2 separate regions of the Homo sapiens genome follow, and region 1 is linked to region 2. Evidence: chromatin loops called from intact Hi-C (ENCODE). Cell type or tissue: psoas muscle. All regions are shown on one strand. Links, peaks and the distances in the headings refer to the core of each region. The heading gives the core; the rest is flanking DNA.

Region 1 (7,940 bases), core at 1,229-6,228, 310 kb after region 2:
CAATATACCCCATGCTGCCAAATTGATCTGTCAACTCTTGATTCCTATTACTATGTTTTGTTTACTATGTCAACAGAATTTTGGTAAATAGAACTAATCTTTGCACATACACTTCCCTCCACCACCAATTTTTTTTTTTAAATGCCAACAAAGGCAAGGCTAATGGCACGTGTGGCTTCAATGAATTCTGGGTAAAATATCTTAAAGAGACAGATACTTACAGGTGGAGAAAGCTCTAATAAATCTTGTATTCTATTCAAAATATCCTCAATGAAAGGATTCATTTGCTTACTGAAAAACAGAAAAAGGAAATCACAATTAATAACAGTGCTCAAAACAGTGCTAAAATACCAAATTCCCCCTTTAAGACAGAACTAAAAAAAAGTTCAGTTGTAGGCTAGTCACTTCTGATTAAGATTAGCTATGGTTAATTTTTAAAAATTACCTTTATCTGCTCTGTAGTGATAAGATTGTCAAAATGACTTACAATCTTATAAACCTAATAAGGAGTAGTTTTCATTCGCAAAAAATAGTACTAGTAAAGAATAATACAGGCCAAGTGCAGTGGCTCATTTCTGTAATCCCAACACGTTGGGAGGCCGAGGTGGGAAGACTGAGCTAAAGAATTTGAGACCAGGCTGGGCAATGTGGTGAGACTGATTCTACAAAAAATACAAAAATTAGCCGGCCATCGTCACACGCCTGTAGTCCCAGGTGCTCAGGGGGCTGAGGTGGGAAGATCACCTGAGCCTGAGGAGGTTGAGGTTGCAGTGAACTGGGATCCAGCCACTATACTCCAGCCTAGGCGACAGCATGAGACCCCCATCTCAAAAAAATAACAACAAAAAACAATGAAAACTTTTACTATTGAACTAAGTACTTGGCTGATGAGCAGGAAAGGAAGTGGCAACATAAAAAGGGGGCTGGGCGCGGTGGCTCATGCCTGTAATACCAGCACTTTGGGAGGCTGAAGAGGGTGGATCATCTCAGGTCAGGAGTTCAAGGCCAGCCTGACCAACATGGTGAAGCCCCATCTCTACTAAAAATACAAAAAATTAGCCGGGTGTGGCGATGGACACCTGTAATCCTGGCTACTCAGTAGGCTGAGGCAGGAGAATCGCTTCAACCCAGGAGGCAGGGGTTGCAGTGAGTCAAGATCATGCCATTGTACTCCAGCCTGGGCAACAAGAACGAAAATCTGTCTCAAAAAAAAAAAAAAAAAAAGGTCGGGAGTACATCTACCTGACCTGACAAAGCATGACTTGACTTGAACAGGAAGAACCAAATCTACCATAGGCTCTTGGAAAATAATTTATATGTCTACTTTTTTTTTATTTCCATCTTCATTTTATTTTTTTGAGACAGAGTTTCACTCTTGTCACCCAGGCTGGAGTGCAATGGCACGATCTCTGCTCACTGCAAATTCTGCTTCCTGGGTTCAAGTGATTCTCCTGCCTCAGCCTTCTGTTAGCTGGGATTACAGGTGCCCACCACCATGCCCGGCTAATTTTCTGTATTTTTAGTAGAGACCGGGTTTCATCATGTTGGCCAGGCTAGTCTCAAACTCCTGATCTTAGGTGATCCACCCGCCTCAGCCTCCCAAAGTGCTGGGATTACAGGCGTGGGCCACCGCGCCAGGCCTCCATCTTCATTTTAAATTCAGGGGGTACACATGGAGGTTTGTTACACGGGTATATCACGGGATGCTGAGGTTTGCGCTTCTATTGATCCAATCCCATTGCCCAGATATTGAACACAGTACCCAACAGGAAGTTTTTCAGCACTTGCCCCACTCCCTCATTTTGGAGTCCCAAGTGTCTTTTGTTCCCAGCTTCATATCTGTGTGTACCCAAGATTTAGCTCTCACTTATAAGTGAGAACATGTGGCATTTGTTTTTTTGTTTCTGCGTTAATTTGCTTAGATTAAAGGCCTCCAGCTGCATCCATGTTGCTGTAAAGGACATGATTTTGTTCTTTGTTATGGCTGTTTAGTATTTCATGATGTATGTGTACTACATTTTCTTTTTCTTTTTTTTTTTTTTTGAGACTGAGTCTCACGCTGTCACCCAGGCTGGAGTGTGATCTTGGCTCACTGCAACCTCCACCTCCCAGGTTCAAGCGATTCTCCTGCCTCAGCCTCCTGAGTAGGTGGGATTACAGGAACCCGCCACCATGCCTAGCTAATTTTTTGTATCTTTAGTAGAGATGGGGTTTCACCATGTTGGCCAGGCTGGTCTCCAACTCCTGACCTTGTGATCGGCCTCCCAGAGTGTTGGGATTATAGGCATGAGCCACCATACCTGGCCTACATTTTCTTTATCTAATCCACCACTGATGGGCACCTAGGTTGATTCCATGTCTTTACTATTGTTTTACATCTATCCAGTAACTTAAAAAATAACTAAACATAATAGCTGCAATTTTATACTTACTTGAGAGATTTGACAAATCTAGAAAACAGGTAAGCCGTCCTGCTCCGAACTTTTGCACTGGAATGCCGCAGACCTCTGTGATCTAAGAAAGCCATCTAAAGAAGGAGACACTTTTACTATTTCTGCATTTTTTCAAGGGTTTTGTTGATATTGTCCTGCTACATTTTTGTTCACACCAAATTTTACTTCTTAGCTCCTAAAAGGCAGGGACTAGGAATATACGAGTAATTCTAAACTACACACAAACAGTCCCTTGAGAACTTGTTTTAGTTGACTAATTGGGCACAAACTATCCATTTAAAAGAAATGGAGGAGGGGTTACTTTCAGTGTGTGCCAAGCACTTCTGAGAGGTTTTGATTCTGAGAAAAGTTATAGACAGAAAAATACAATACTACACTATCAAGTCATTAGCTGAAACCCATGGAAAGTAACAAAAATCCAGAGTACTTACTAGTACACATGGAATGTGCTGAGGTTCAACTGTGAAAAACTTTTCATATCTAACAACAGTTTCGAAGAACTCCAATGTCACAGATGTATGCTGATAGGAACTGACTCCTGATGTTACCAGCTAGATCAGGAAAAAGTTAGGAAACCTCTTCTTATTTATTGCAACATCAAAATGCCCCGGTATTAACATATACTAAGCTCTAACAATTAAGGAACTCCCATTAGCTTATACTGAAAACAGAAATTTATGGTCAAAATTATCTCCAGTATACTTACAGTTCGCATCATATCCTGCAAAGCACTAGCTTTTGAAACATCACCTGAGAAGTGAGCACCATGAGATACTGGAAGAGCTTCTGCCAACATATACAGCAATCTTATTGCTACTTCAACTTCCATAAACCGTGTAGTCTGCCAATTCCTACCAAGGTATAATATGTCAGTGAGATTTAAAGATAAATTTTTCATACAGCAAATTATGCACAGGGTAAGACACCAACAAAAGCCTTTTTAATTATTAAAAAGTCATAGCAACTGTTAACTTTCCCAGGCAATACATCACAAAGGTAGAAAGGATCAAGATAAATCAAGAAGACAAGTGCATTGTTTCCAGAGATACACATAAGATCTCAATAAGTAACATGGATTAATAAGTCATATGAATCATTTATTTTGACCCATATCAAAGAGCAAAAGAAAGAAGTAGGCTTGTTACAAAAGTAATGACAAACTTACTGCAGTGTAGAACTAAAAACTCTGCGAACAGAGGCCAGTAGTAACTCTGGTGAAACTTGAGCAAGCCTGTCCAACAGTAACTTCAGTTGTTTTCTATATTCTACAAACATGGCTTCATCTTCACCCTATGATACAGGTTAAAATCCTCATTCAAAAAACTTATGGGTTGATCGGCGCAGCAAACCACCATGGCTACATGTATACCTATGTAACAAACCTGCACGTTCTGCACATGTACCCCAAAACTTAAAGTATAATAATAAAAATTAAAAACTTAAAAGACCTTAAAATTCATGTAAATATCCAGTTCTCCTGTATTTTTCCGCATTTACATATTTCGTACTTTTATTTTTGTCACTATTTATATAGAAAAACTTATTAAGCTTAATAACTTCTTCCCTCCAGCTCACAAATAAGTATTTCTGCACAAAGCCGTAGACCTCAAAAGCCTAGAGCTAGAAATAGTCTAAGAAGGTTAAAGACAATACTCTAGCACTAGAATGGGCTTTGAATTCTTTGCACCTTATTTATTCTTGTAAGTCAATATCCACTGTAAAAAGTGGTAATAATATGGTATAACTGGAGATATTCAATCTTAGGAGCCTGGCACATCCCAGGTGCGCAGTGTGTTGGTCAGCACCACTATTATCCTTTTACAACCCTAAGTTTTTGAATGTCTGAGGTGGGGGAATACAACACTTTAGAACAAAGCTTAGCAGCAAATACCATGACTGAATACCTAGAAAGCACCAATGGCCCTTGTTTGATGGGAAGCTGACCCACTCACAATCTTGAAAAAGACCTTTAACTGGAACAAGTCTAGAGCGCCTCATTTCCACTCTGCCAATACAGTCTTGTGACTGGAGTTCATCATTCTTACAAAATATAAAGTGAAATATGATCACCAATAATATTATCAATATTTTACTATGTTCAGTGCTACACAGTATTTGTAAAAGGGCTGTTAATGGGACAGGTGCAGTGGCTCACACCTATAATCCCAACACTTTGGGAGGCTGAGGCAGGCAGATCACTTGAGGCCAGGAGTTCAAGACCAACTTGGCCAACACGGCGAAACCCCGTCTCTACTAAAAATACAAGAATTAGCCGGGCATGGTGGCACATGCCTGTAATCCCAGCTACTAAGGTGGCTGAGGCACAAGAATCACTTGAACCCAGGAGGCAGAGGATGCAGTGAGCTGAGATGGCACCACTGCACTCCAGCCTGGGTGACAGAGTGAGACTCTGTCTCAAAGCAAAAAAAAAGGAGGGGGGGTGGTTGTTAATGGATAAAATATCAAAAAGGAAGGATTAAGAGGCTTCTATTAATTTCACCCAAGGTTGGTGTCAATATAAACAGACTAATTTTTCAAGAACTTCATGTTTTAAAGGGCCCCGAAACAATAAGAACTTGAAATATTAATTTGATATAATAATAAAATTAAAACTCCTTTCTCCTCAACAAAAAAAAATTCTTACCTCATTTTCAAAGTTATATTCTTCATCGTAAGTCAATTTTTTCATAACGGCCAACATGATTGCCTAAGAATAAAATTGAGAATAAAAGAGTTTTTGTCAGTCTCCTTCTAATTTGATATAATTTGAAATTAAGCTACATTTCAAGGCAAATTACAGACTAAAAATCTATCATTGGTTTAAAAGAAGCATAAAGTCAATTACCTCTACATTAGCTTTTTGCTGATCCGAGAGCACTGTAAGCTGTTAAAAAGGAAGCAATAACTTATTAGGTTTTCTAAAGTTATACCTGCATATCAGAACATTTTTCGAATCAATTAAGACCTGGTTTTTTTTTTTTTTTTTGAGACAAGGTCTTGCTCTGTTGCCCAGGCTGGAGTGCAGTGGCGCAGTCATGGCTCACTGCAACCCCCAACTCCCTGGCTCAAGAGATCCTCCCACCTCACCCTCCCAAGTTAGCTGGGACCGCAGGCATGTGCCACCACACTTGGCTAGTTTTCTTTTTATTATTTATAGAAATGGAGTCTTCCTATGTTGCCCAGGCTGGTCTCAAACTCCTGGCCTCAAACAATCCTCCCGCCTCAGCCTTACCAAGTGCTGGGATTACAGGTGACAGCCATTATGCCTGGCCTGTAATCAATCAAGATCTTTGAAAACATGCACACAACTTTTTTGGAGGGCAGTTTAGCAGCAGCTGCCTATATTTAAAATATACCTAACCTAAGATCAAGTAATGCCACTTCTAGTAAGTAACTTGACATGTAGACAAAGACACCTATAACATATTCTGCAAAGGTTTTTAAACAAAGCAAAACAAGCCTACAAAACCATTAAGAGATATACAATGGAATTACCAATAGTGATCATACCTTTCCACACTGCATAAAATTTCTTGAAGTATACATAAAGATACATGTTATGTTTACTACAATAAAACAGAAACTAAAGTCATTTGGGAACATATTTTAAGTTTGACTTGACTCAATTAATTCAAAGTAAATATACAGAAATGGCTTTCATCTAATATCATATTGATAAGTTACTAATTATTTTAATTGCTAAATGCTATAATATGGAGACTAACACCACCTACAAGTTCTTTCTGGAAGTGGGGGAAACTTTAATTGTAAAAAATTGTTGCCGGGCGTGGTGGCTCACACCTGTAATCCCAGCACTTTGGGAGGCTGTGGTGGGCAGATCACCTGAGGTAGGGAGTTCAAGACCAGCCTGACCAACATGGAGAAACCCTGTCTACTAAAAGTACAAAATCAGCTGGATGTGGTGGTGCATGCCTGTAATCCCAGGTACTTGGGAGGTTGAGGCAGGAAAATCGCTTGAACCTGGGAGGTGGAGGTTGTGGTGAGCTGACATCACGCCATTGCACTCCAGCCTGGGCAACAACAGCAAAACTCCGTCTCAAAAAAGAAAAAAAAATTGTTTATGAGAAATGAATGATGTATATGTAAATTAAAATAACAAACCATGCTTATGAAAATTTCAACTGTATTCACAAATAAAGACAGGTTCAAAATAAAAAAAAAAACCTAAACCTATAACTACCTCTGAAGCTGGTTAGTCTACTGAATTTAGAACCTGAAACTATTTTCTGGCCAATTCTTTTTTTTTTAAGATGGAAATACATTAGTATTTAACAGTAAATATCTTTAGGTAGTAGAATTATGGGTATTTTCTCATTTTTAATTTTTCCATATTTTCCACTTCTCCATGGCTCCTTTGTATTATGTATTGAGCAAAAAGAATAAAACAAAAACTTACCTGTTTCAAAATATGAAGATAATCGTAACAAAATCCAATAATATTAGAAGAAATATCATCATCCTCATGAATTAGTAGCTGCAACATCAGTGCCACTTTTGTTTCAATAGCTTGTAGTGCCTCTTGAGCATTCTTAATATCCCCATTCTTAATTAATTTACTCCAACTAACTATCAATGACTGTCCCATTCCATTTACCAACTTAGAAAATCTGGCCAGGAAGTCAACATCTTCTTCCTATAAGCAATCAAGACACATCTCTGTTTAAAACTGCCTGCCCAAGCTAAGAGGAAAAACTGAACTTTAATATGAATCAAGTGCTAATTACAGGATTCAATTTTAAAATGACGTCATATATTTAACAATTCCAGGCTGGGCACGGTGGCTTATGCCTGTAATCCCAGCACTCTGGAAGGCCGAAGTGGGTGGATTACCTGAGGTCAAGAGTTCGAGACAAGCCTGGCCAACATGGTGAAACCCCGTCTCTACCAAAAAGGTAAAAAATTTGCCGGGTGTAGTGGCATGCGCCTGTAATCTCAGCTACTCGGAAGGCTGAGACAGGAGAATCACTTGAACCCGGGAGACGGAGGTTGCAGTGAGCCGAGACTGTGCCACTGCACTCCAGCCTGGGCAACAGAGTGAGACTCCATCTCAAAAAACAAAACAAAACAAAAAATCTCAATTCCACTATGAACAAGTTGTGTCAGCATCTCCTAAGAGTTTGTGAGAAATGTGCAATTACAGGCTTTCAGGTTTAAGAACTGGTATAACCCATTCTCCAAGGAGAATGCTACTGAGAACATTTTGGCTAGATGCAGTGGTTTATATTATAATCTCAAGGGGAGTTTATAACATTTAGAAGAAAAAAAGCTATTATTATATTTAACTTAGTACCTATCCCAGTTTGTTCTAACAACTTTACATACAATGTTTTATATAAATTTACCAACCTGGTCAATGCTGAAAAACCCAGCAGACTGTAATACTTGACACAAAGATTCCACTAGTTTCATTTTATCAACAGGGTCCATTCCTTTATTTACAACTTCAAATAAACAGTCACATGCTTC
Region 2 (7,940 bases), core at 1,560-6,559:
GCTGGGACTACAGGCACACGCCACCACGCCTGGCCAATTTTTGTATTTTTAGTAGAGATGGGTTTTTGCCATGTTGGCCAGACTGGTCTTGAACTCCTGACCTCAGGTAATCTGCCTACCTCAGCCTCCCTAAGTGCTAGGAGTACAGACGTGAGCCACACGCCTGGCCTGTGAATATTTTTAAACACTCAAAGTAGAGAATAGTAAAATAACCTCCATTATCCAGCTTAGATTTTCAGCTGCATGAGGCCAGTCTTTTGAATTCTTCCTACTCTCCCTGTGTTTTTCTTTTGTTACTAGAAGGTTTTGAAGCAACTCCCATACACATGACTCCAGGATTCAACACCGGATTATGCATCTGACTCTGGTTATTATGTATCAAGATGCAGACCACCAGCCTCAGTGGCTCACACCTATAATCCCAGCACTTTGGGAGGCCAAGGCAGGTGGATCACCTGAGGCCAGGAGTTCCAGATCAGCCTGGCCAACATGGCATAACTCTTTCTCTACTAAAAATACAAAAATTAGCCAGGTGTGGTGGCACATGCCTGTAGTCTCAGCTACTCGGGAGGCTGAGGCAGGAGAATCTCTTGAACCCAGGAGGCAGAGGTTGCAGTAAGCCAAGATCGTGCCACTGCACTCCAGTGTGGGTGACAGAGCGAGACTCCATCTCAAAAAAAAAAAAAAAGATGCAGGCAAAGTCCACATACTACCTTTAGTTCTTGTATCTCCTAACTCTGTCATTTGCCACGAATTTACAGGGAGAAGTGGGTCTTTGTCCATCAGAATGTCTCACATTTTGAATTTGGCTAACTGCTGTCTTATAGTGCCTTAACTTGTTCATCTCTAGTTAGCATTTCCTATAGATTGGTAGTTAGATTAGGGACTTGATAGAAGTTTGCATTTTCAGGTGACAGTGCATCCTCACCTGCTGCTGTGTACTTCCTGTTGCATCATGTCATGAGGCCCGTGGCATCTGGCTGCACTGTTTTTGGAGTGCTGGTGTTGATTGATGAGTCAGGTGGTTTCAGCCTTAGCTCTTCCTATGAGCTTTTCTGTTGTTCCATTGATGATTGCTGCCTAAATTCATTATTCCCTCAGAAACTGCAAAATATTGATTTTGTAATCCTGTCCTTTCTTTTGTATTTATTAGCTGAAATTCCTCAGAGAAGAACTTCCCCTTATCAGTTATTTGGTTATTTTGAGATGCAGTTTATTCAGGAAACACAGGATAGGTGTTTTTGTTCATTTGACAGTTTTTGGAGTAAACTTCATTCAGTTGTGATGAGGCTGAGTAGCATGCATAATTTTTTATGTATTTGTGTTTCAATACTTTCCTGTCATTATTTTTGCTTATTTTGTTCTATCATAAGCCAGGGAGTCCCTTCTAGTCATTTGTTTAGAGAAGATGAATTTGTTGTTTTCCTGCCTTGTAGTAACAAGAGACCCAGGCAAATTTCAGCTTTCTATTAAAACACCAGAATCAGTAGAACAAAGTTGTTTTAGTTTTGGCTGTGGATTAAATGAGTGAAACATAACATGAGCAAGGCTCCTGTCTTGGCTCCATCTTTACATTGTGTGTTTTGTTTTCAGGACAGTTTTCCTTGCCAATAGACAAGAGACAGCTGTATGAGTTTGATATCAAAGTTCCACTGTTGGTTCGAGGACCTGGGATCAAACCAAATCAGACAAGCAAGGTAGGTGCCTGACAAGCTGGTGCTGTGGACAGGTAGGCACTTGCCTGAGAAAATAAGGTGTTTCCTCCTGAGATAAGATTGGTTAGGTTCCTCTTCCCACTAGGGCTGAGCAGCAGAAGAGTTTTTAAGTGGAAACAATGATTGCTTTTTTTTTTCCTTAACTTCCCACTGCTCTCTGTATCTGTATTTTCACCCCACATATACATGTCTCATTAGAATGCATAGCTTTTCTTTGTCTTTTGAGACTAGATCTTTACTTTGTTCTGGAGCAGTGACTCTCAACAGAGGATGTGCATCAAAATTGCCCTCCGAAACTGAAGAAGAAAAATGGTACGTGCTTGGGCAATATCCAGAAAGAGTATGATTGACTCACTTGGTCTGGAATAGGGACCCAACATCTGCCTTTTTTCCTTTTGAAGTTTGCAGGTGATTCTGAGAGGCAGCCTGGTTTGGGGCCCACTGCCTTGTAGAGCAGAGCCCCTCAGGCTTTTCTGTGTGTGAATCCCCTGGGATCTGGTTAAAATGCAGATTCTGCTTCTCCATTTCTGATCAGCTCCCGGGTGATGTCTGCTGCTGGCCTGACCTTGCTTTGAGTATAAGGCTATCAAAAACATGTCTTCTAGGAATTAGTCTTTCCCTGTGCTGGGCTCTTCCTTATGAATGCTTTGTTGCTTTCCTGGTTCTCTCTCCTAGAACTGCCATAATATGCCACATTGTTCTGTTGTCTTTCCCATTTGGTTTCAGTGTCTTTTTCTAAACGTGGTACCTAATGCTGAGGCACTTTGTTCCTAGCAGTCATGAGGACCTTCATCCAAAATACTGTCCTCCAACACTCAGGAGAAAAGAATTGACAGCCTCCACCAGCTATGTCTTCTCTCCTTCCTGATATCACAATTTCAGTTTCAGTCCCAGTTCTGTGAGACCAAGGAAGATGAACAAATACACACTTTAAGCTAAAATTGCAAAGTGGGTTTTTAAATGGGCCAGACTTTCTGGGTATATTGGGTACTTTAGTTTAATTTTGGAGCTTGATGTTTACTTGTTTAAATGTCTATTTTTCACTTATTTCCTTTTAAAACACTCTTGATGGAATTCTGTTAAAATTCTCTTGGAAGGGTAAAATGGCCTTCATAATTACGTTTTGTGTTTTTCTCTGAAGACCCACATTCCTAAAGCTAGTCACTTTTCCCTACAAATTTCAGTGCCTTCTAAACAGGCTTCCTCTTTCAAAGGAGATAAGCAAGTTTAGAAGACCATTAAATCTTAAAAGTGTTTTCTTGAGGTTGGTGTTTGGAACTGATTGAGGAGACCATGTCAGCAGCCATGTTCTGTTTTTAGGAGCAGGGCTACCTCAGCCCACATGGGAAGGAGGCTGAATGAGATCATAGTGAAATGTGTCAGCCAGCTGCCTGTGGAAAAAACTGTTCCTTTTTTTCTTTAAGTTAACATTGCCATCTAAATGTTAAAAATCAGAAACTTCACCTTCTCTAAGCAATCTAAATGAAGTCTGGTTCCTGAGAAGCCATTTCAATAATATAGCTAACATTTATTGAGTGTTTAGTATGGGACAGGTGCTATTCTAAGTTTATTACCTGATTTAACTCATTCAATCCTCACAGTTGATGAGATAGAGGTACTGTTATCCCTATTTTGCAGATGAGGAAAACTGAAGCAGAGAAGTTGTTTGCTGAAGATCACGTAGCCAAAAAGTAGCAGAGCCCTGCATTTGAACTGGGGCAGTCTGGCTCCAAAGTCTGTATACTTAACCATTACATTATAGTTCAGTCAACAAGTATTTATTATCTTCCTTGCCAGCACGGTACACCAAGGAGCCTTGCATACGGCAAGGAGCAATCAAACAAGATGAGTTTTGTTTTGTTTTTTCATTTTTTTTGAGATGGAGTCTTGCTCTGTCACCCAGGCTGGAGTGCAGTGGTGCGATCTCAGCTCACTGCAAGCTCCGCCTCCTGGGTTCACGCTATTGTCCTGCCCAGCCTCCCTAGTAGCTAGGACTATAGGTACCTGCCACCATGCCCAGCTAATTTTTTGTTTTTGTTTTTGTTTTAGTAGAGATGGGGTTTCACCGTGTTAGCCAGGATGGTCTAGATCTCCTGACCTCATGATCTGCCTGCCTCGGCCTCCCAAAGTGCTGGGATTACAGGCGCGAGCCACCATGCCTGGTCACAAGATCAGTTCTTAAATCCTTGTGTCAGGGAGCACCAGATATTTAAGCTGCAGTGGTCAGTGAAAGCCTCTTAGGCATTTGGCATTTGAGCAGATGTGGATGTTGAGAAGGATTTAGCTGTGCAGAGATCTGTGGGAAGAGTGTCCTGAGCAGGACGGTAAATGCGAAGGCCCAGATGTAGGGATAAGCTAGGCTTGTTCAAGAGACAGAAGGTAGCAGTTGTACTGAACTCCTTGTACTTCCTAAGCGGACCTTCTCTGTCACCTCCTGGCTTTTGTACAAGTGACTACTCCTTCCTTCTGGAATGCCCATCTCGCGCCTTCTTCAGCTAGTCAAGTTAATTGTCCTTTAGGGCTTTGGTTTACCGCTCCCTCTGGGAAGTCGCTTCATAATCCTGCTCCCACATGGGGTAGATGCCCCTTCCTATATGTTCCCAGCTGGCCTCACACTTGTCACACCCTATTAAGTTTGTCTTTTTCAGTCTAGGATGTCCTAGAAAAGAGGAACTATCTAAACTTAAAATATCCAGCCCCTAACATACACTGGGGAACATCCACATTGGTTGAATGGATTTTGCCAAGGTCGCAAAGTAAGTGGCAGATCAGGGACTGAAAATTAAGTCTGTGCATTCTCAGAATTTACATTGCTGCATTGACAGGTGTAATTTGAGAAGCATGAAATGCCCCAGCTTTCCCCTGGCACAAAGAATGTCGGAGACGATGGGTGATGCATCATGTGTTGGCAGCATAGTTGTCTCAGTGCCAGCTGTTCTGTGTGAGTGGCACAGGCTTGTGAGTTGGGCATAATGAGCTGAGCTGTCAGCAGCCTTGACAGCCAGATCAGTGCACATTTAACTGACTGGTGGACTTAAGCTGTGTGGGAGAAATGGGACAAGGTCATATGTGTAGATGTCAAAGATTGACTATTGACGTTTTCTCCTCTGACTAGTTTAGCTTTAGATTTGGTGGTAGAAGTTCTGCAAAAGGAATTCTAAAAAGGAAAAGGTTAGTAGGAAAACTAGAATGACACAGCACCGTCCCAGGGAAATAGAACTGAACTGGGAGTCAGGAAGACGACCTGTTGGCTTTGGACAAAATCAGCCTTGGTTCCCCTACTTTTGTAAAAGTAAGAGGATGTTAAGCCTCCATTATCAGGTGGAACCAGGTGATGCCCCAGCTTCTTCCTTGTCAGGAAAGCTGGAACTGAGGGGCAAGTCCAGCTGAAGCAACCAAGATATGGGATTCTGCACTTTCTCATGTAGTTACAGTGCTTTTCACTAAATGGATTTGGGGTGCTTTCTGGTATGTTTGGAGCCTTTTCTTTGATAACTCTACAGAAATTCAACATCAGGGTTTGGGTGTCTGGAAACCTGATGTGTTCTGAGAGCCCGTTGCCATCTTGTTCTTTTCAGTAATTATGCAAGTGTCATTCTTTCAGAGCAAGAATAAGCAGGTTCAATGCATGATACCCTTTGATTTAAGCCCCAGGAATTTTTTTTTTTTTTTTTTTTTTTTTTTTTTTGAGACAGGGTCTTGCTCTGTAACTTAGGCTGGAGTGTGGTGGCACAATCTTGGCTCACTGCATCCTCCACCTCCCAGGCTCAGGTGATTCTCCTACCTCAGCCTCCTGAGTAGCTGGGACTATAGGTGCACACCACCATGCCCAGCTAATTTTTGTTTTTTGTTTTTTGTTTGTTTGTTTGTTTTTGTAGAGACGGGGTTTCATTATGTTGCCCAGGCTGGTCTGGAACACCTGGGCTCAAGCAATCAGCCCTCCTCCCCTCATTACAGGCATGAGCCACCACAGCCAGTCTACCCCAGGGTTTTCTAAGGACTTTCATTTGATTAGGATATTTATATACTTAAATCCTAAGAACATTCTCAACCTGAGAAAGTGATTTATCAAATAATTTATTTTTTTGTCTGGGCATGGTGGCTCACGCCTGTAATCCTAGCACTTTGGGAGGCCAAGGCAGGTGTGGATCACCTGAGGTCAAGAATTTGAAACCAGCCTGGCCAACATGGTGAAACCTTGTCTCTACTAAAAATACAAAAATTAGGCCAGGCGCGGTGGCTCACGCCTGTAATGCCAGCACTTTGGGAGGCCGAGGCAGGCGGATCAGGAGGTCAGGAGATCGAGACCATCCTGGCTAACACAGTGAAACCCCGTCTCTACTAAAAAATACAAAAAATTAGCCAGGTGTGGTGGCGGGCGCCTATAGTCCCAGTTACTCGGGAGACTGAGGCAGGAGAATGGTGTGAACCCAGGAGGCGGAGCTTGCAGTGAGCCAAGATCACACCACTGCACTCCAGCCTGGGCAACAGAGTGAGACTCCATCTCAAAAAAAAAGAGGCTGGGCGCGGTGGTTCACACCTGTAATCCCAGCACTTTGGGAGGCTGAGTCAGGCGGATCACGAGGTCAGGAGATCGAGGCCATCCTGGCTAAAACGGTGAAACCCCGTCTCTACTGAAAATACAAAAAAAGTAGCTGGGCGTGGTGGCAGGCGCCTGTAGTCCCAGCTACTTGGGAGGCTGAGGCAGGAGAATGGCATCAAACCGGGAGGCAGAGCTTGCAGTGAGCTGAGATCGTGCTACTGTACTCCAGCCTGGGTGACAGAGTGAGACTCCGTCTCAAAAAAAAAAAAAAAACAACAAAAAAAAAAAATTAGCCAGGTGTGGTGGCAGGTGCCTGTAATCCCAACTACTTGGGAGGCTGAAGCAAGAGTATTGCTTGAACCCAGGAGGTGGAGATTGCAGTGAGCCGAGATCGCACCATTGCACTCCAGCCTGGGCAACAGAGCAAAAAATCTGTCTCAAAAAATAGATATATTTTTGGTCTTGTCAAAGCTTTTTCTGTTCCAATCCGTAAATGATTTTTTTGTTTGTTTGAGATAGGTGCTCTCTCACCAGGTTGGAATGTGGTGGCTCAAACATGGCTCACTGCAGCCTTGGCCTCCTGAGCTCAAGTGATCCTCCTGCCTTGGCCTCCCAAAGTGCTGGGATTACCAGCGAGAGCCACTGTGCCCAGCCCTTAAATGAATTTTTAAGTTTATACTAGACAAAAGCAATACTGTGAAACTAGTGTTTCTCAAAGTCATCACATTGATGGGTGAATCCATCCAAATTCTTGGTTATATAAAAACCAGAGGTAGGTATAATTCTTTTTAACTCTTCATTCATACTTGGTATTTGCTAGAAGTCTCCCATCTCCTGATATAGTATGCTAATTTTGAGACTGTCCGCTTATTCAAATAAAATTCTAGAAGAGGAGACATTTTATCCATTATATTTAGGGGAGTGTGATCATTATAGATTTCTAGGGAGAAGGAGTCCTGGAATGACTTGTGCTTACGGTACTTGTGCTGAATCTTAGTGACTTTGGATTTATACTGGAACTTACCCCTTTATCTCCAGAGAGCAAAATGCCATTAGAAAGAGCCTCGGCTGGGTGCAGTGGCTCACGCCTGTAATCCCAGCACTTTGGGAGGCCAGGGCAGGCGGATCACTTGAATTCAGAAGTTTGAGACCAGCCCAGGCAACATGGCATTGCTACGAAAAATAAAAAAATACAAAATTTAGCTGGGCATCATGGTGTGTACCTGTAGTCCCAGTTGCTCTGGATGCTGAGGCAGGAGGATCAGTTGAGTCTGGGAGGTCAAGGCCACAGTGAGCTGTGATTGTGCCACTGCACTCCAGCTCGGGTGACAAAATGAGACCCTGTCTCAAAAAACAACAAAACAAAAAAGAGCTTCCCCCCACCTCACCAAAAAAGGAACAAGCCTCCCATTATACAGGTGGTGGCTCTTGCAATTTTTGGTGAGATGACAGTCACCATTTTATATCTCTGGGTTTTTTTATGTTTCCTCTTTTCTTTTAAAACTGCCTTGGACATCATAGTAGTATCTGAGGAACTGGCTTCACCTCATTCATTTTACAGATATCACTGAAGATCTGTTAGTCACACTTCAGGGTCTGTAGATGGCTTGTTGTCTTGATCTCATTCTGGAGATGGTATCTCTCTCTGACCCTCCTTTCCTGCTGTGACCTCTTCCATATTG

What was found. Peaks named below come from ENCODE experiments on the same cell type or tissue, not always from the same donor. Only the 100,000 strongest peaks of a DNase experiment are listed, where the experiment ranks them.
Region 1: it touches region 2 in a loop (3-fold over the local background); 2 of 110 quality-filtered maps call a loop at or near these places.

The regions. Positions count from the first base shown.
Region 1 is chr12:64,420,402-64,428,341 of GRCh38, reverse strand. It overlaps XPOT (exportin for tRNA), which reads right to left. Exons shown (of 25, transcript NM_007235.6): 8 at 7,821-7,940; 9 at 6,871-7,107; 10 at 5,299-5,337; 11 at 5,098-5,160; 12 at 3,619-3,743; 13 at 3,160-3,304; 14 at 2,885-3,004; 15 at 2,433-2,527; 16 at 222-291. Among named protein-coding and RNA genes, the nearest start is that of XPOT, 20 kb to the right of the region's middle. In psoas muscle, for the core only: no CTCF peak of the experiment used is centred there; no DNase peak of the experiment used is centred there.
Region 2 is chr12:64,730,761-64,738,700 of GRCh38, reverse strand. It overlaps GNS (glucosamine (N-acetyl)-6-sulfatase), which reads left to right. Exons shown (of 14, transcript NM_002076.4): 9 at 1,594-1,697. Among named protein-coding and RNA genes, the nearest start is that of GNS, 25 kb to the left of the region's middle. In psoas muscle, for the core only: no CTCF peak of the experiment used is centred there; a DNase peak (open chromatin) is centred at 4,650; H3K27ac peaks cover 863 bases.